Regions from separate parts of the Homo sapiens genome. Here regions 1, 2 and 4 are each linked to region 3. The links are chromatin contacts, found by Hi-C or POLR2A ChIA-PET in ENCODE. All regions are on one chromosome and are shown on one strand. Each heading gives the region's core, a stretch centred on a gene start or an enhancer-like site at or near the end of the contact. The rest is flanking DNA. Distances are from core to core; before and after follow the strand shown. Region 1 holds the start of EIF2AK2 (eukaryotic translation initiation factor 2 alpha kinase 2). Region 2 holds the start of PRKD3-DT (PRKD3 divergent transcript). Region 3 holds the start of HNRNPLL (heterogeneous nuclear ribonucleoprotein L like). Region 4 has its middle 47 kb from the start of QPCT.

Region 1 (4,379 bases), core at 121-2,620, 1.4 Mb before region 3:
GCAGATTCTACATCTTATTCACTCATCTGGAAGAAACCTCCATCATAATCACTAAAAAATAATATTTGTCCATCTTACTAATGCCCAGAAATTATTTTGGCTATGCCTCCACTTCCTTTCCAGCAGACTACATACAGCCTGGCCAACACGGTGAAACCCTGTCTCTACTAAAAATAAAAAAATTAGTTGGCTGTGCTGGCGGGCACCTGTAGTCCCAGCTACCTGGGAGGCTGAGGAAGGAAAATCGCTTGAACCTGAGAGGCAGAGGTTGCAGTGAGCCCAGATCGTGCCACTGCATTCCAGCCTGGCGACAGAGTGAGAATCTGTCTCAAAAAAAAAAAAAAAGAAAAGAAAAGAAAGAAAATGTCACCAGGTGATAACTACTATGTTGACAACCGAAGTAGTGGAAGGGGGAACAGCAAGGGCAGAGCGGGGTTTCTTGTATAGGCAGGTTGTTTGAGGAAGGCTGCTCTGATAAGCTGGCATGGGAAGCAGTGCAGGATAAGGGAGGGATTTCCCCATGCAGTTATCTGGGGAAGAAGCTTTCCAGAAAGAAGAAACAAGCAGTGCAAAGGCCTAGAGGCTGGAGGATGCTTGGCTGTGCACCAGGAACAGCAAGGAAGCCAGCGTGGCCGGAGTAGGGGGTGCGAGGGGCCTTGCCTGTGAGCCTTAATAAATGTTTATAGGATTCTGATGAGACAGGAAAGCTACGGGGAAGGTCGGAGCAGGGGAGAGTCTGGTTCTTACTTAAAGGAACATTCCAGATGCTGAGGTGTGGAGAAGAGGTAGGGGGTGGAGGTTCAGGGGTGAGGATACGGAGTGGGAACAGGAACTGCGGCCAGGCAATTGGGAAACTACTGCAACTCTCCACGGAAGAGATTTTTAGCCAAAGATTGTTCAGCCAGTCTATGAGTATTTCAGGCCTCCGTATTTTCCATGTGTCAAGCCACTAGGCCTATTCGTCTTCCACTAGACCCCGCCCCACAACTGCTGCCTGGGAAATATTTGTTACTTGCACTGATAAAAATTCTTCACGGGAAGGAAATGGCTTTCAGTCCCCACCCCGCTCCACGATCCTTTCCCTGGATTTGGGGAGGGCCCCACACCCGGGCTGCGGACCTGGGCCTGCTCTCCCAGTGCTGACCCAGCCGGGGCCAGGGGCTTCGGATCAGCGTCCGCGTCCTGAGCTGGGGACGCAGGATTGGCGAGTCCCGCCCCGGCTGGGCCTGCAGCCCCTCGTACGTGGCCCCCCGGCCCCCGCTCCCCGCGCTCCCTCGGCTGCCCCCTGCCCTGCTCACCTGCGCCGCCGCCGCCGCCGCCGCCGCCGCCGGCCGGAGACCCGCGGCTTCGGGAGAGCTGGTTCTCAGTTTCGTTTTCCCCTTGGACTCCGCCTTCCCTGCAGCCGCCCGGCCCCCTCTCGCACAAGCCCTCGTCTGCTACGGGATTGGGGTAAATTGGCGCTGGATCCAGAGTGCGCGCGAGAGGCACTGGCGGGCGGGCTTGGCACCGGCGGGCGGGCTTGGCACCGGCAGGCGGGCTTGGCACCCACGTGCTGCCCCTGCACGGCCAGGACCCTGCACCCCCATCCCCCGCCCCCGGGGCTCCTAGGGTTCTCCGCTGGCCTAGTCCGCTGGCCGCACTAGGTTCTCGAATCAAGGGTTCCACTTACTCTCAACACAAATATTTGGGGTGGGGTTGGGAAGATGGATCTTACCAGCTCCATTCTACAATAGAGGAAACTGAGTAAATGAACTCACCCAGGGGTCCTGCCGCTCGTAAGTGGCAAAGCCAGGATTCAGTTCAAGTCGGGGCCTGTAAACACCAAAGCACTCTTTCCCTCTTGCCACACCGCGGCCCCCTCACCTTTACAAGCCTGGGGATCAGAGGCCTGGGGGCGTAATCTCCTTCACTCCGCTCCCACCCATCCATTCATTCATGAGCAGACACTTGCCAGCCGCTGTAAAAGCACCTGTGGGCCAGTCCTGCTGCTAAATAGAGACACCTGCTTCCTACAGTACCCCAGGGAGCTTCCTACCATAGTCCAACACCAGTAGTCCTCGATTTATAGAAATTCTACTCACCTGATGGACTGCGACACACTCCCAGAGTCACACAGAGTTCCAGAGTTCATTGGCACAGTGACTAATGAGTATTGAGGCACAGAGAATTTGGATTAACACAGGTAGTAAGCAGCGGAGTTAGAATTATAACCAGGAGTTTGTACTCTCAGTATCTTAGCTGGGATAAGAGAGGAAGGTGGTCCAAAGACAGACCTCAAATATACATTAAATATTATGCCTAGGCCGGCGCGGTGGCTCATGCCTGTAATCCCAGAAATTTGGGAGGCTGAGACGGGCGGATCACCTGAGGTCAGGAGTTCAGGACCAGCCTGGCCAACATGGCAAAACCCCGTCTCTACTAAAAAACACAAAAATTAGCTGGGCGTGGTGGCAGGCACCTGTAATCCCAGCTACTCCAGAGGCTGAGGCAGGGAGAATTGCTTGAACCTGGGAGGCAGAGATTGTAGTGAGCTGAGATCATGCCACTACACTCCAGCCTGGGTGACAGAGTGGGACTCCAATTCAAAAAAAAAAAAAAAAAATTACACCTAGGCAGGCATCCTCTCCAGCCTCCCTTCTCCATCCCCCAACAACCCCACATTGCAGGGTATCAACAACTAAAATCTACACTTTCCTTGTAGCTCTGGTCCTGGGCATAGCTTAAGTCCCCTATATGTAAAGCACTGGCGGGAGGTTTAGAAGGTAGACATGAGGCAGAGCCATCTTTTTGTGGCATTTCCAGGTGACAAGAAAACTCTGACAGTGCTGTGTGTCCATTTGTCAGCTTTGTGGGTGTGGGATGGCTGTGGCAGCAGCAATGGCAGTAGCAAGGACAAGTTTTTCTGACTTTTTGAGCCCCTGAACTGCCCAAGAGAGCTTAAAGAATGAAAAATGGCAAGCTTAAGCATGATCAGAGGACACACGCTTTTATGACTGTACCAGAAAACCCTCCTATTTCAGGGAGCCTCAGGGGTGATGTAAAAATCTGCCTTCTCTGCTGGGGAAAGATTTGGAAGGAATGATATCAGAGGGTTGGTGATGAGGTCCAGGGGAATGATATGATATGGGTGAACCTCTTGGAATGGGTAAAGTGTGAGCATATTGGACTCCCTGAGGAGCCCAATTCCCTACTGTCTGGGCTCTCAGCTGCAAAGCTTGGTGCTGCAGGCACCAGAATTACAATATAATTGTTTTGAGACAGAGTCTTGCTGTGTTGCCGAGGCTGGAGTGCAGTGGCACAATCTTGGCTCACTACAACCTCTGGCTCCCGGGCTCAAGCAATTTCCCTGCCTCAGCCTGCCAAGTAACTGGGATTACAGGCGTGTGCCACCGCACCTAGCTAATTTTTGTATTTTTAGTAGAGAAGGGGTTTCACCATATTGGCCAGCCTGGTTTGGAACTCCTAACCTCAAGTGATTCCCCCACCTCGGCCTTCCAAAGTACTGAGATTACAGGCGTGATCCACCGCGCCCAGCCTAGAATTACAACAAAAATTTTCATTTGCAGCCTCATCAGGTCTCTTCTGTGAACACTGAGGGCATTGATTGTGAAAGAAAGAAGCCCTGGGAATTTGGGTGGATTTGAATGAATCCAAGTGCCACTGCCCTCCTAAATTCTGCTGTGTCTCCACAGGCTTCCCACCATTGTCTGATAAGGCTGGTACAGCCTACATTAAAAAGCATGAAACAGTCACCCTGCAAGGAGGTGCTGATTCTCCAAATATCCTATCTCTACCTGTGCCTTCACTCCTAGAACTAGAATCAGATGCTAATGCGCCCCAAGAGGATATGGACAAGATCTGATGGAGGGGTGATGCTTTACACAACAAAAGAGCAACAGAAAGCAAGAAATAGACATGGCAATGAGTCTAAAGATGACGTGAAGAAAGCTGAAAGTTGAGGCTGAGCGCGGTGGCTCATGCTTGTAATCCCAGCACTTTGGGAGGCCGAGGTGGGCGGATCATGAGGTCAGGAGATTGAGACCATCCTGGCCAACATGGTGAAACCACGTCTCTACTAAAAATACAAAAATTAGCTGGGCGTGGTGGCATGTGCCTGTAATCCCAGCTACTTGGGAGGCTGAGGCAGGAGAATCGCTTGAACCAGGGAGTCGGGGTTGCAATGAGCCAAGATCGTGCCACTGCACTCCAGCCTGGCAACAGAGCAAGAAAAAAAAAAAAAAAAGAAAGAAAGTTGATGTACTGCCTCTAGCAGTGGGAGCGCTAAGCCAGTTTGCCCAGTTGGTTTACTATAATATCAGCTCAGTGGCAGCTCACACTAAATGTAAATGTAATGCCAAGTAATGCAGATGAAGAAATCA
Region 2 (4,375 bases), core at 693-3,192, 1.3 Mb before region 3:
CAGAAAGAAATTTCTATTTTAAAGTGGCTATCTGATGAAACTGAAAGCTTAAAATTTTCTCTAAAAGACTTACCATTATCTAGGATGCTTAAAAAATTAGTTTTAAGATACACATCAGTCAACATTCTTAATGTGAAACGCTATATACTAAATTACAGAACCTGAGTCACCCTGAAATGTGAAATGCTATATACTAAATTATAGAACCGAGGATGGAACCTGGCTCGTCAAGGAGTACTCCAAGCTCATGCACTCAGGCCCACCACAACTGTATTACTACCTACTGAAGAAAAACCTTCCACGGTTTCTGTGTGACACGTTTCAAATCCTACTTTTAGAAAATCTTCTAACTTCTTGGCTGAATGTCCATGCTTGATCTTAACTCGGAATCTAACAGGGAAGGAAGCAAGGGTTCGTTGACAAGGAAAAACTGGCCTAGATCTCAGTCGGGGGAACTTTATGGACGCCTTCTGCAGCAAAGCTAAGGAAAATGAAAATCGCTAAAAATGTAAGAACGACGACATTAAGTAGAAGGGTAAAAAAAAAGTTTCAGAGGAATAAAATAACATTTTCTAGGATACAAATTAAGGCATTTAAAAGTTCTTGTTCCATTTGTGGCTATGTCTCATAAAAGCTGTGTCGCACCAAGCAGCAGTTCAGGGTGTAACTTATCCTTCCTAATCAAAGATGACACCGATAGTCTTATTTCCTGTGGGGATGGGTGTGATTGAAGACACAGTTACGTCCATGCCATCAATCTGTGTGTGGAAAAGTCGGCAGGTCGCGCGCACACACTTGTCGCTTGAATCGTATGTGTGCCTGCAGACGGCAAGGCCTATGCCTCTGACTGCGTTCACCTGAAATAAAATACCCAACCGGCAATACAGTAGTATATGGTTATTTTCACTGCTCAAAGAAACAGTGGCACTCCTCAGTGTTTCAGCTTAAGGAAAACCTCCCAGGAGGGAGCAACTCGGAACAATGCTGCAACTAGCAAATCCAAACGCAGTCGGGATACTGGGGCGAGGGGCTTACATTCTCCAAGCACCATTTACTCACCCCTTTGAGACGACTACAACGCAAAGTGAGGAAATGAAACGAAAAAGCTGGTCCAAAATTCGGCACTGCGAGCGCCGCGGGTCTGGCTTCGGGAACTAGTTTGGGAGACCCGGGAACGGATCGCCTCCGATGGGCCGGGCGCGGTGGTCTCCAGCGGAGCGCGAACCCAAGTTGCCCTCCGCGCGGACGCCGGAACTTGGCCCCTCTGGCGGCTGCGGCGGCGCCCCCGCTCCCCCTCAGCCGCCCACCTCCCGCCGCGCGCTCCCCCAACTTCCCGCCCAGCGCGGCTGACACCGCCCAGCCCGGCGCGGGGTCCGAGTCCTGTCGCCGCCGCCGCCGCGTGCAGTTGGGGGGTTGGGGGTTTGGGGGATGGGGGAGGGGCCGCCGCCGCCTCAGCCCGACGGGCCGGGAGAACAAAGCGGCGGCGGCGGCGGCGCGAACTTTTTCGGTGTCTGTTCAGCGCTCCCCGAGGCGACTACTTACAGTGGCAGGCTCGGCCCGTCGTGAGAAACTGCGCCCGCCAGCGTCTGAGTACCGGACGAGGCGCCAGCGAGGCTTCACGCGCCTCGCAGGATCCCGCCCGCCTCCGGCGCCCCTTCCTCCCTCCCTCCCCGTCCCGTCCTGGGGCCGGAGGGCGGGGGGCCGGGGCGCGCGGGGGGCGGGGGCGCGCGGCCAGCGCGGGGCCTGCCGGGAGCTGTAGTTCCTCGGCCCGCGCCCGCCGGGAGGTGGCCGCGGCGGGAGGTCGGGGTTGTCTCTGCCCCGCGAAGGGGCGCCGGGAGCGCCGGGTACAGTCGGGCTGGCTCCGCACCCTCGAGTTCCGGGCGTCTTCGTGAGCGCGGGGGCACGGGGCAGGGGCGCCGCGGGAGTCGCGAGCGTGTCTATCAGTTACACGCGGTACTTGATCGCGCTGTTGCCGACGGTACTGTCTTTTCCTCTACTGCCGTGCACTCTTGAGGGAGGCGGTGGCGACAATGGGCCAGAGGTGATAGTTGGAACGGGGGACTTGTAAGGCGTCCAGAGCAGAGAGCTGCTTCCACCCTGAGATGTCACAGCCCTCCCGCATGCTCCTCCCTGCTGCCTGCCCCCGGGGTGGCCGCCGGCACCGCAGCTCGGCGCCCAAACCGGCACGTCCCAAGCCCGACGTTCCGGTGACTGCAGGGGTTTTCCCGGTGCTCGGTGTTTCCTCCCCGTCGGCCTTTAAACGCGAATGTGACCCTACCACCAAAGTGGAGTGCAGTCCAGAATCACCAAACCTGGGCTTCCAGGTGTCTGGAAACACAATGTTAACATTTGTTTTGCTCCAAAACAAAGTATGACCGTGTCGGGTGAGTGGGGCGGGAGTGGGAGTCAGCAGCATAAGGATCTAGAGGGAAAATACACTGTGCATAAATTTTCGATGTCTTATGTGAGAGAAAGGCCTGAGAAGCTGACAGGCATTGTCACAGAAGCCACATGATTCTCCTTATGTCAACATTTTATCCCAAAAGTACTTAAATATATTGAAACAATCAGAGGGACTACAATCAAGAGGGCAGTTTTCTTTCTTCTCTCTTTTTCTTTCTTTTCCCCTTTCTCTCTTTCTTCTTTCTCTCTAGAAAAGGTTTTACTCTGTCATCCAGGCTGAAGTGCAGTGACACGATCATAGCTCACTGCAGCCTGGAGCTGCTGGGCTCAAGTGATTATCCTGCGTCAGCCTCCCAAGCAGCTGGGACTACAGGCGTGTGCCACCACGCCCCACTAACTTTTAAGTTAGTTTTTGTAGAGACGAGGTCTCTTGCTGTGTTACCCAGGCTGGTCTCCTGACCTCAAGAGATCCGCCCGCCTCGGCCCTCCAAATCGTTGGGATTACAGGCGTGAGACACCGCGCCCAGCCAAGAGGGCAGTTTTCAAGAATAGAAAGAAAAATAAACATAAATTAGCCCCTACTTTTGATACAAAATCATCACTCTTAATGGATGTCCTCGGATTTAAAGTTAAGAAATGAAAATATTAAGATAATTTATATTAAACATAAGGCAGGTAAGATTGTGTAAAACCTTGATTACTTTATTTAAAAATCTATTTAAAAAAAGATTTCTGAAACATTCTCAGGAATTGGAAGTTGCTAAATGTCTTACATCCAGCAGTATCTAATTCAATCTTACTATATTTTTGTTATTAGAGTCCTATTCAGCTATTCTTTTACTTTAAAATTGAAAGTAGATTTACTCAAGTTTGCCTTCTTTTTAAAGGACTCTCTTGCTTAACTTTGCCCTTTTCTTCCTTTCACTTCCCAACAGACGTTTTAGTCCAGCCCCAAATTTTGCCTCTGAGCAAGATTCCCAGGACCTCATTGGAGCAGTTTACAGCCAGTCTTATCTCACTATTAACTTCCATTTTCTGCTGTAGTACTTAAAGTGACAGAAGTTACTCTTCCTAGAAGTAACTTTTCCAGACGATTCAAACTGCTGTTATACAGAGATTTAAGTATTTGTGTGCATGTGTGAAAACAGAGATATGTAATGTATATATTTCATTTTATTTCCACTGTTCTGCTTCTCTTTTTAAAAATAAAGCGGTCTCCTCCACTTTGGGTAAATCTTTCAGCACATTTGATCAAAGAACTATCTTTGTATCTAATTTTTTGCTTAACATGAACTACAGTTTCCTCAAGGTGTTCCATTCCTGAGCATTACAGAGATAAAGATTGAATTTAATAAATAAGTGTATTGCCATGTGAAATGTTTTAATCCTTGAGAGAAAATATAATCTGAATGCTCAAAATGGAAAGGATTTTTCTTCTTGCTGGTGTTTTATGAAAACGAGCTTACAATATTGCTCTTCTATGGCTGCAGTTGGAGAGCTTGTCCCGCATTATTGGGCTCCTTGTACTTAATGACACACAACATAGCCATTCAAATATGTTACCTAATGCAAGCAAAGAAAGTCAACACTCTTGTGACTTGAGATAACAGAGACATCTGATTTAGAAACCTAAATGCAGGGGGAAAAAATGATCTGCCCGCCGCAGTCTCCCAAAGTGCTGGGATTACAGGCATGAGCCACTGCGCATGGCCCTTATTTTTATTTATTCATCGTTTAGCACAGTGCTCAATAAATGTTGATTAAATCAGTGAATTTTTTCACTAGGGAAATTGATGACAATTTCCAGCTAGAGGAAATTGTCATCATTTTAAAACTGCAGCTGGTTTTAATTTATAGAATGTGGTCACTGGAAAATTATTTTGTGATTGTGTCTTTTTCCATGACCTTGAAACACAGCTGAAAAATTCAATAAAGCATTTGGGTATCAATATAGAGTTAGTAAAATAGTTAT
Region 3 (4,966 bases), core at 191-2,690:
TTAAAACCGCTTAAGTGCACCAAAAAAGGGCAATAACGTTTGCTCCGCTTTGTTTCCTTAAAGTCTCCATCCAACTGAAGCTAACTACTTGCTGTGGACAAAATGATCACATTCCTTCTGCCTCCCCCTAACATTTCTGGTAAGAGAAAGACCTGGCTCTAGGAATGTGTGTTTAATGCAACCCTGAGCTCACTTCATCCTTTCATGGGGCAAATGTGGAATAAATTACCAATGAAAAACTTTAGTAATTTTAAGATTTGTTTTACTTGAAGGTAGGGGTGTACCAACAGCTGCCAACACTTCTGTTGAAGTGTTGTAACCGAAGAGGTAAAAAGTGTACTGAGTAATCCACAAAATTGGGTAGAGCAAAGGATGCACGCCATGCTTATAAAGAGTTTAATTTTAAAATTTTTTAAATTAAACCTTCAAGGGAACTAGCATGTGAACGCCAAGGCATAATCTGTTATTTAATTACGGGTCTCCATAGGACCGAGGCGGAGAGAGCTCCCGGTAGAACCGACGCAACCATCCCGGGATGGTGACCAACGCGCGGCTGCTGCGGGCAGAGGGACTGAAGAGAACCGGTGGTCCCGACGCTGGCCCCGAGCCCGAGGAGTTAAACTAACAAAGAGCTCCCCGAGCCGCGAAACCCCCCAGAGCGGAAGCGACGCCTCCCCGCCGCCGCCGCCGCGCCGCGACCCTCCCCAAGTTCAGGGCCCGGCAGTGGACTCGCTGCGGGGCCTGCGGCCAGGACGGCGCCGGGTTCGCAGTCGGGATGCGGGAAACAGGTAGAGGCCAGAATACGAGCCCCAAAGAGAAGAGTGGGCGCTTCCCCAAACGGGTCGGCGCAGCGGAAAAGGCTAACTGAAGCAAGCGGGAGGCCCCGCACCGAGGCCCTGCTTCCCGGGGAGCAGCCAGGCACAGCGGACAGGGGGGCCGCGCTTTGTTACCGGCTGAGAGAAGCTCCGGCCGCCGCCGCCGCCATCGCCCCCGCCCCGGGGCGTCGCTTCCCGGCGGTTCTCGCCTTCCTCGGCCGAGTAGTCGATCTCCCCCTCCTCGGTCTTGAGACGCTTGGCCTGGCTCTCGTACTCCCGGTCCTCCTCGTACGTCTCCCTGGGGGAGGAAGAGGAGGAGGACATGGCGGCGGCCGGAGGGACCGGCTGGCAGGCGGGTGGGGGTGGCGGTGGGGCGCGCGCCTCGGATGCCGCCGGCCAGTCCTCGCCGCCGGCAGCGCCTCTTCTGCGAGGGTCTCCGCGGCCCGGCCGTCCGCGGGGACTGCGCGGCCAGGAGACTGGCGGCTGAGAAGCGCGGACGGACTGAGGGGGGCGCCCCGGGAGGAAGCTCTGGAGCGGCCGCTCCTCTCAATTACCGAGCCAACATTCAGCCTCTCCCTCCTCCTCCTCCGTCTCCGCTCCCTGCCCGGAGGAGCGAATCTAAGGATGGGGACGCAACCGTGGCTTCCGGTCTTCCCTCCTCCCCTAAGCCGCTCCCAGCCGCGCAGGCCGAGCCTCCGCCCCCGCCTTCGCGGCCGTCGCGCAGGATCGAATCCAGCCGCAGCCTGCGGGAAGCGCCCCCCCCGGCCCGGGTTCTGCTCCCTATTGGCAGGGGCGGGAAAGTCGACCGGGCTTCCCATTGGCTGTGAGGGCCGTTCGTCAAAAGCCGCCCGCTGCTCGACCTCACTTCTCTCCCCGCGCCTTCTGAACTCGCCGCGGTCCTGGGAGGCCCGGCGCGCAAGGCGCGCCGCCTGGGAGTAGTTGCGACCCGCAACCGTTGGCGCTATGCGGCTCCTACCCGAGGCCAGGCGTGGAGTGAACACGGACGAGCGACGAGAAGTGCGGAGAGGCTAGGGCTGCGGGTGTTAACCGCCCTGCCGCTAATTTAAATGCTTTTTATCACCTCTTAAAAAGAGAATGAGGAAAAAAACCTCTAAAATCCCTGCAGTCATACCCCCCGAAAAGCCCTAAAATTGCAGGCGATGAAGGGAGAAAACGGCTTGGAGCCATGAGAATGGTCTTTCCACTGTTTTGTGTGCAAAATCTGGTAGAAGTGGGCGGACCCTCCCGCCCCTAGCTGGGTGTTGGAGAACAGCTGTCAGCATTGACTGAAGGCTGCGAGGCGCGCGTCGGCAGGAGGCGCTGCACGCGGGCGCTCGTCGGTCTGATCGGTTATAACTCGTTTGTAACCTGGGCCCTTTACTGACTTGCCTGTCCCTGTAAGTCCCTGCTCCAGTTAAATATGTTTTAATCCTTCCATATAAAATCTCATCCTCCATCCCAATTCTTTCTCTTCTGGACAATGTATTTACTTCACTTGATCATTTATTGTCGAAAGATACAAAAGCCTTTCAAAGTTCTGTGATCACAGCTTGCTTCCTCTGTGGTGTCCTGAGGGCTTTTCCAAGATTTTAGTTGCTGCTCTCTTTTTGCAACAGGGCCCCTTATAACTCCCTCTTAAGATGTTCTGTTTTAAAAACTCTGTGAGCGCCTGAAGACAGGAACTGTGTGCAATTTTCATTTTCGCAAGCCCAGTTCCTGTGCGATCTCCAGCACAATTTAGGTGCTCAACAATGCTGAATGAGTAGTCCTTGGGAAATAAAGGTCCAGTGTATCTTTCAGGACAGAAACTGGCAAATCAAGGCAACCTAACTGCCCTCTGTCAGGTGCCTCTTGGAGGACTGCCTGAGATCAAGAGCCTCTTGTGTTTCTGTTGTCCTTGTCCCTCGGATGCTTTCCTAGATGTGGCTCTTCCTTTCCTAAGAGTGTAGATTGCTTCCTCCTCCAGCCTAGTTCTCTCCAAAGTTATTTCCTCCTCCAAAAAAGCTATTTTTATTTATTGCTGAGAGTGCTTTAACATAACACTTTTGTACTTTGTAAATTACACCGGCTGTCATTTTGGAATCTAATTGCAAGATTTTCCACACTATGCAGCTATAATCAAATGTGTGTGCGGCTGCAGGTATACATTGACAAAACAGAACTAAAAAAATTATAAATTTATTTTTTAAATTAAAATGGAAGTCGACAGAAGAAATAGCAAAAGAGTGGCAGAGCTGGCTGCGGATGAGAAAATGTCATTGGCAAAAAGCTCTGCAATGGTTTGGGAAAGTAAAATAGCAACAAGGGAAACAATGATACAATTCTGCTTAAAATATGTCCTATGGATTCATATGTCCCCTAACATATTCAGAATGCAGACATTACCTGGCCTTCAGAAAGCTGAAGATACCAAGGGTCAAAAAAAAGGTCTAACAAACCTACTTCACGTGTTATCTTTAGCATCCATTGTCCTTTTTATAGCAGTCTCAGTATCAAAGATCAGGAAAGGATGAGTGAATTAATAAACTTGATACAAAGGAAACTTCTTTGATGAGGTGAGATGGGCCATTCTCAAGATATTTTTAGTTTGCTCAAATTAAAAGAGAAGAGCTGAGAGCTTAAAACAATTATTTTTTAGGAGAAAGAAAACAATAGAATATTATGTGAAATAATTGAGTGTGATGAGAAGCACTAAATATCTTTTTGTTAAGTATGAGCAACTACCTGTTAATTTTGTTTTATGTACATTTTCATATGCTAGGTGAATTTAGTTTGGTAAATTCTATTCACTCACAACTGGATTTACTAGGCCTTATACAAACTTTCCAAATATTTCTTGTGAAGATGCAAATATTTTAAATTCTCAAAGCCCTGCATTCAACCTATGGATTATACCACATTACAATGCAACTGTCACACCAATGGGTAAGGAAATCCAGCCTTGCCAAACCTAGGGCTGCTGTGCTCAGCGTTCACAAACAGCAGGTGGAATTCAATATGTACCAGTATTAAACTTTGTTCTTTTTGTAAGTAGCCCAGTTGAGTAAAAAAAAAAATATTGAGGGAGTAAAACTTAGAAAGCATTTTTAAAGGACACCAATCAGTTCGTTAACCATGGGTGAAATGCGAGCTTGTTGCAGATGAGTTGTTCAGACAGTGACAGTAGGTCCTTTGATAAGGAAAATACTAGCTAGCTCATCACCAGGGCATGAGGAGCTAAAGAGAGAGGACATAAATTATACTCTACATTATTTCACTTAGGTGAGACAAAGAAATTACACACTGCCCAGTAGCCAGAAATACCTAAGAAAAGCAGAAACAGCTCCTAAATGCCATGACTGTCTGGAACCTCTCATGCATTACGGCCTCAGACCTTTGACTATTTTCTGAACATTTGATTGAATTCGCTGCTGTCAAGTAGGCAGCAGCCAAGAGCTCCCATTGCCACAGCTCAAAGGGGACTCCAGCTATACTGGAGTAGGAGACAGGCTTAGGGCAGGCCTAGGGAAATTGAGAGTCAAGGGCCTTTATAATCAATCCAGCCTCAAATTGCCCTTTAGTTTTAAATCTCGTTACTGATCTATAAAATTTATAAGACATTGTGCTAGGTGATGAGAGGACTACGTGAGCTGGTCCCTGCCCTCTCAAAGCTTGCAATCAAGTTGTGGAAACAAGGCTCATACCCAAGAGATAGGCTACAAGCATCCATATGTAATAATACATATACAATAATTAATAGCCACATTTAATGTGCCAGTCACTGTGCTAACCACTGAAAGGGTTTTGTCAATAAATTCTGACAGAAGCCTTCTACCAGAGGCATTATTATTACTCTTCCCAGTATACAATTAAAGAAACAGTCTAGGGGAGATTAAGAAACCTGCCTTAGGCTGGGCACAGAGGGAGGCAGAGGCACACAGATCACTTGAGCCCAGGAGTTTGAGACCAGCCTAGGCAACGTGGCAAGACCCTGTTTCCACAAAAATTGTAAAAATTAGCCTGGAATGGTGGTGCGTGCCTGTAATCCCAGCCACTCAGGAGGATGAGGTGGGAGGATTGCCTGAGCCCAGGGAGGTCCAGGCTACAGTGAGCCGTGACTGCACCACTACACTCTAGCCTGGGTGTTGGAGTGAAACCCTGTTTCAAAAAAA
Region 4 (4,887 bases), core at 496-2,995, 1.2 Mb before region 3:
TCCTGACCTCAGGTGATCCACCTGCTTCAGCCTCCCAGAGTGCTGGGATTCTAGGCGTGAGCCACCGTGCCTGGCCCAGAAACTCAACATTCTACCACTCTTTCCCTCCCTCTCTGGCCTAAAATGCCATTGCCCTCTTTTGTTCCTTGAACTTACTAAGCAGTCCCCTGCCATAGGGAGGCTTCTGGACATCCTTATCCTCCACATGGGATTCTCCTTTAGTCCCGATTTACATTGCTGTCTCTTTCTTGGCCTTCTCACAGAGGCTGTTCCTCACATCCTCTTATCCAGAATAGGTCCTTCCCTGTATATTTCTATCTCAGCACTCTACTCATTTCTTTCTTTTTTCTTATCACAACTTGTCATTACAATATTGTTTTACTATGGGTGGGGGGCAGCCTGTTTTCATGATCAAATTGTAGGTTTCATGAGGGCAAGGACTATGTCTATGTTTTTCATCATTGTATTCCCAGCAACTTGGAGATATTTGTGTGTGTCAGAGGTTTAATACATACTTGGTGATTAAACAAATATTCAAGAACTGATCCAGCTTCTATTTCTCTGGCTTCAGGACTTGCCTCAAATGTCCCTTTATCACAGGCCTTCTCCAACTACCCTATATAAAATGTAACAGTGTATCTCCTGGCTTTTACTCTTGATTGTGGTGAGAGATTTGGTATCCTTGGTCTGGGCCTTTTGTGTTCTCTAAGAACCTGGTTTGCCCTCTGCCTCTTGGCTCTACTGGCTGCCATGAGCATCTACACCTCCCAGCTCCAGCTCTCAGGGCCCCTGTCCTCATTCAAGGCCTGCCCTGCTTCATCCTGGAGGAGATGGGGCAAACTCAGATACAGAGAGCTTTAGCAACTTGTTCAAGTTTATACAATAATGAAGATTGGGCCAGAAGTCAGGTTTTGGGATTTGCACCCAGTCTCATGCCTTTTCACTCTATTATGCTAATCCTGTATCTCTGTTTCAAATCGAAGTGACTCATTTTGAGTTTTCAGATGAACACTCCAAGTATTATGGAGTACCTGGTTATTTGAAGTAAAAAAAAAAAACAAAAAACCAAGAATTGAAGCTTCTAGCTAGACAAACAAAGCTTGAAGCACCAGACAGCTATTGAAGACCAAATCTACCCACAGGGCTGGAATTAGGCACCGAGGGAACAGATGCAGGGAGAGATCCAAGCTCACAGCCAGGAGCCAGATGCTGGGTGTAAGCTGTCTGTGCCTGTCCTCCTTTCCCAAGGCCCGCCAAAGGGAGGCTCTGAGCTTCAGAGTGGGGATCTAGACTTCAGTTGCCAGTAGGTTCTGAAAGTGCTGCCCTCAGGGAAATGGTGACTTAGAAACAGAACTGCAACAAGTTTCAGTTGAACTCCAGGGAATTCCCTAGGTATGCCTCTTGCCTCCTCCTCATCTCTCTCCTTCAAAAGAAGGACATTTGAGGAAGTCCCAGGGAAGAGAGATGAGAAATATGGTTATGAAATAAAGAGAAATGAAGAACCACAGTATGGAGTACTTTTCTGCATTGGGTAGGATTTGTGGGTGAGACAGAGAATTGGGTGGAGGGCAGAAGGCCAGAAGGAGTAGGCAGAGGAAGGAGGGGGTGTTGAACCTCCTTCAGGCATCGAGCGAGAAACCTGACCTCGGAATAGTCACACTTGATCTCCTTTTGGCTTCTGTGTACCAGCAAAGCCTTTAGGTTTAGTCTGTTTCCTCTGTGGCAGAAAAGGAAGCCCAAGACAATTTGCATAGGCAGCTCTCAAGCAAAGCCTCCCTCAAAGAGTTTCTGACTCATCCCCATGACTTCCTCCCCCATCTGTCAACAGGGGAAACTCCAGGTGGGAGGTTACATTTCCTGCCTCCCTGTTATGGACTAGTTTCCTTCCTGGGAGGTGAGGCAGAAGTGGAGGGGACTTTCTCCCTCCTCATCATCCCATGCCTTCTCTCTTCTCCCGGTTCCTCTCTATCAAACTCTATGTTCCCATTTTGAGCTGAGAATAAGGAACAGCAGAGTTGATTAGAAACATTTTAAAATCAAGTGATTAAACTCTGATAATGGCAGAATTTCAAACATGAGTCAGTATGTAAATCCAATTGTAAAGATGAAGCTTTGAAGATATTTCTGTGTTCTCAGAACCTCAGAAGTTAATTCCTAGACATTGCTTCCTCCTAAGGGCAACTTCAGCACATGGTCCACAAGGATATAGGGCAGGATCCTCATAGAGGTAGTGGGCTACATGTCTCAAGTTGTAGGATGCTCTGGGTCCTCAAGTCTATCTATCCTCTTCCTCGAGTTCTGCACATCATCTTCTACATGCTGCTGGGCTCCTGAAAGCAGCACAACACCCTGACGGGGAGCTTGTTTGAGCATTCATTCTTTCTGTGTTTTGATAGTGTTAGGTAGGCCACCATCTGTGGGTTCTGTTTAGATCCACAGTTCTTCCTCTGGACATGGGATGTATCAAAGCAGGAAAGAGGCTGCCCATCTGAGCTTTTCATGATGTCGCGGCTGTGGCTCTGGCTGTTACCAGAGCTATACAGGAAACCCAGGGAGAGGGCTTGAAATGGTTGGGCATCAGGTATAAAGAAAAAAGCACTCAGAAGTATGGAATTTGTTTACATTGGTTCAGGGAACCAAAGAAGATTCGAGAATAGAATGTTCTGTCCTGTGTGCCCACTGAAATTAGAATTGTATGGGATTTTCCTCCAACACCCTGGTGGCTATTTTCCAGTGTCTTTTGCTGATTCCTCTTCATCTTCAGACTTGTCAAGTTTGAAAGGCTCTAAGACTCAGTTCTTGTTCCTCTTCATTTCTCCATCTCAGTCCATTGTTGACCTCATCCAGCTTCAAGTCTTTAAATACCATGTATATGTTGGCAACTCCTGGAGCTCTCAAATGTTTTCTAGACTTGTATGTACAACGGCCTACTGAACAGTTCTACTTGAAGGTCAGATTCAGCAAGTTCCCACTGAACTCCTGGTCTCCTCCCCACAAATCTGCTTCAGACATTGTTGGATGGCAGTAGCTCCAACCTTCCTGTAGCCCAAAACATAGGAGTCATTCTTTTTATTGAGACATAATCTCGCTCTGTTGCTCAGGCTGGAGTGCAGTGGTGCAATCACGGCTCACTGCAACCTCCGCTCCCTGGATTCAAGCAATTCTCCTGTCTCAGCCTCCCTAGTAGTTGGGATTACAGGGGTGTGCCACCAAGCCCGGCTAATTTTTGTATGCTTCGTAGAGACAGGGTTTTGCCATGTTGGCGAGGCTGGTATCGAACTTCTGACCTCAAGTGATCCACCCACCTCGGCCTCCCAAAGTCCTGGGATTATAGGTGTGAGCCACCATGCCTGGCCTTGGAGTCATTCTTGATTCTTCTATTTCACATCCCACACCCAGTCAGAAGGTAGCCTGGCCAGGTCTATCTTCCAAATACATCCAGAATCCAATCACCTTCTACCACCCCCATTGCTGCTGCACTGGGTCCAAGCCACCATTATCTCTTACCTTGATAACTTTAACAGCCTCTTATCAAGGCTTCCTGGTTCTACCCTTGCCCCCTTCAGTCTATTCTTCATGCAGCAGGAAGAGCGGTTCTTTAAGGAATTAGGTCCCGTCATGTCACTCCTCTACTCAAAGCCCTGCAATAATTCCTTATCTCATTCAGAATAAATGCCCTTACAGTGGTCTGATTGGTCCTCTGTGATCTGTCCTTGAGCACCATTCTGACTTCATCTTTGACTAGTCTCCTCCATTGCTCACTCTTCCTTAGCCACAGTGGCCTACTTGCTGTTTCTTGAACATGTTAGTCTTAATCCTACCTCAGGACCTTTGCACAGGCTGTTCTCTCTGCCTGGAATATTTTCTCCCCACATACCTGCATGGCTATTTTTTAAAAAAATATTATTCCATTCCTTGCTGAACTGTAATTTTTCAACGATGTCTTGCTTGATCCCTCCCCTCAGTTTAAAGTTTTAATCTTGAGATTTTTTACTCTGTTCTACTTATTTCTGTATCACCCTCTAACATATGGTAAAATTTACCTATTTAATATGTTTGCTTTTTGTCTGGGCTTGTTGGCTTATACCTGTCATCTCAGCACTTTGGGAGGCTGAGGTAGGAGGATCACTTGAGCCCAGGAGTTCAAGATCGGCCTGGGCGACATAGTGAGATCTCGTCTCTACTAAAAAAAATAAATAAATAAAATAAAATAAAATAAAATAAAGCCAGGTGTGGTGGTGTGTACCTGTAGTCCCAGCTACTCAGGAGGCTGAGCTGAGAGGATTGCTTGAGCCCAGGAGTTCGAGGCTACAGCAAGCTATGATCACGCCACTGCACTCCAGCCTGGGCGTCAGAGTGAGACCCTGTTTCCCCAAAAATGTTTGTTTTATATTATTTGACTTTCCCATTGAAATATAAGTGCCACAAAGGCAGGGATTTTTGTTTTGCTTATTTGAACAGAGGCTGGCAATGGTGAGTTTGTTAAATGAGTGGATAAATAGCAATGGAATCAGGGATAGTCTCAAAAGAGAGGGCAAATGAAAGGTGGGCAAGTGTCCACAGAGCACCAGAGTTTAAGTTGTAGCTTGTTATGGTTGAGGACCAGAGAGATTTTAGGTTGTAACTGGAGATAACACTGTAGGCCAGAAAATTGTCAATCCACATGTCCTCTGGGGTCTGTTTCATGGTCATTGAGAATAAGCCAATCTGATTAAAAGAAAAATCAGGCATCCTATTAGTTAGACCCAGTGAACAGGCATGACCTCTAGATTATTCTCTTTTACCTTGCCTTGGTTATTGGGAGGCTACATCATATTTCATGATGCAAAGGGGAATGGATACTTGATTCTGTTTTTCTTCTTTTATGTGGACATAAAAAATGATAGG

What was found. A loop is a pair of places that touch in the nucleus more often than their neighbours do. ChIA-PET counts read pairs that join two places held with the same protein, here RNA polymerase II (POLR2A). Pooled maps may share reads with other maps.
Region 1: a loop to region 3 is called in a pooled map, with 8 times the contacts of the local background. The contact joins the promoter of EIF2AK2 here to the promoter of HNRNPLL in region 3. A Hi-C loop is called at or near these places in 5 of 50 pooled maps.
Region 2: a loop to region 3 is called in a pooled map, with 4 times the contacts of the local background. The contact joins the promoter of PRKD3-DT here to the promoter of HNRNPLL in region 3. A Hi-C loop is called at or near these places in 1 of 37 single-sample maps with no recorded cell type and 9 of 50 pooled maps. POLR2A ChIA-PET finds 5 or more read pairs at or near these places in 1 of 52 experiments (OCI-LY7).
Region 4: a loop to region 3 is called in a map with no recorded cell type, with 6 times the contacts of the local background. The contact joins the enhancer-like site here to the promoter of HNRNPLL in region 3. A Hi-C loop is called at or near these places in 6 of 37 single-sample maps with no recorded cell type and 5 of 50 pooled maps.

Annotation. Positions count from the first base shown.
Region 1 is chr2:37,155,610-37,159,988 of GRCh38, forward strand. EIF2AK2 (eukaryotic translation initiation factor 2 alpha kinase 2) reads right to left here and starts at 1,371. Exons shown (of 17, transcript NM_001135651.3): 1 at 1,299-1,371. RefSeq lists silencers at 1,161-1,280, 1,481-1,670 and an enhancer at 1,301-1,430.
Region 2 is chr2:37,323,139-37,327,513 of GRCh38, forward strand. It overlaps PRKD3-DT (PRKD3 divergent transcript), which reads left to right and starts at 1,943. Exons shown (of 2, transcript NR_183394.1): 1 at 1,943-2,384; 2 at 3,339-3,626. It overlaps PRKD3 (protein kinase D3), which reads right to left and starts at 1,695. Exons shown (of 19, transcript NM_005813.6): 1 at 1,543-1,695. RefSeq lists an enhancer at 706-785 and a silencer at 1,426-2,055.
Region 3 is chr2:38,601,488-38,606,453 of GRCh38, forward strand. HNRNPLL (heterogeneous nuclear ribonucleoprotein L like) reads right to left here and starts at 1,441. Exons shown (of 13, transcript NM_138394.4): 1 at 951-1,441. The coding sequence starts at 1,139. RefSeq lists silencers at 1,161-1,260, 1,281-1,330, 1,551-1,620.
Region 4 is chr2:37,388,831-37,393,717 of GRCh38, forward strand. No RefSeq gene overlaps it. Among named protein-coding and RNA genes, the nearest start is that of QPCT, 47 kb to the left of the region's middle. RefSeq lists an enhancer at 1,274-1,463. Within about 2 kb of position 1,746, at least 15 of the 41 ENCODE cell types and tissues checked have a DNase peak (open chromatin) inside an H3K27ac peak, as active enhancers do.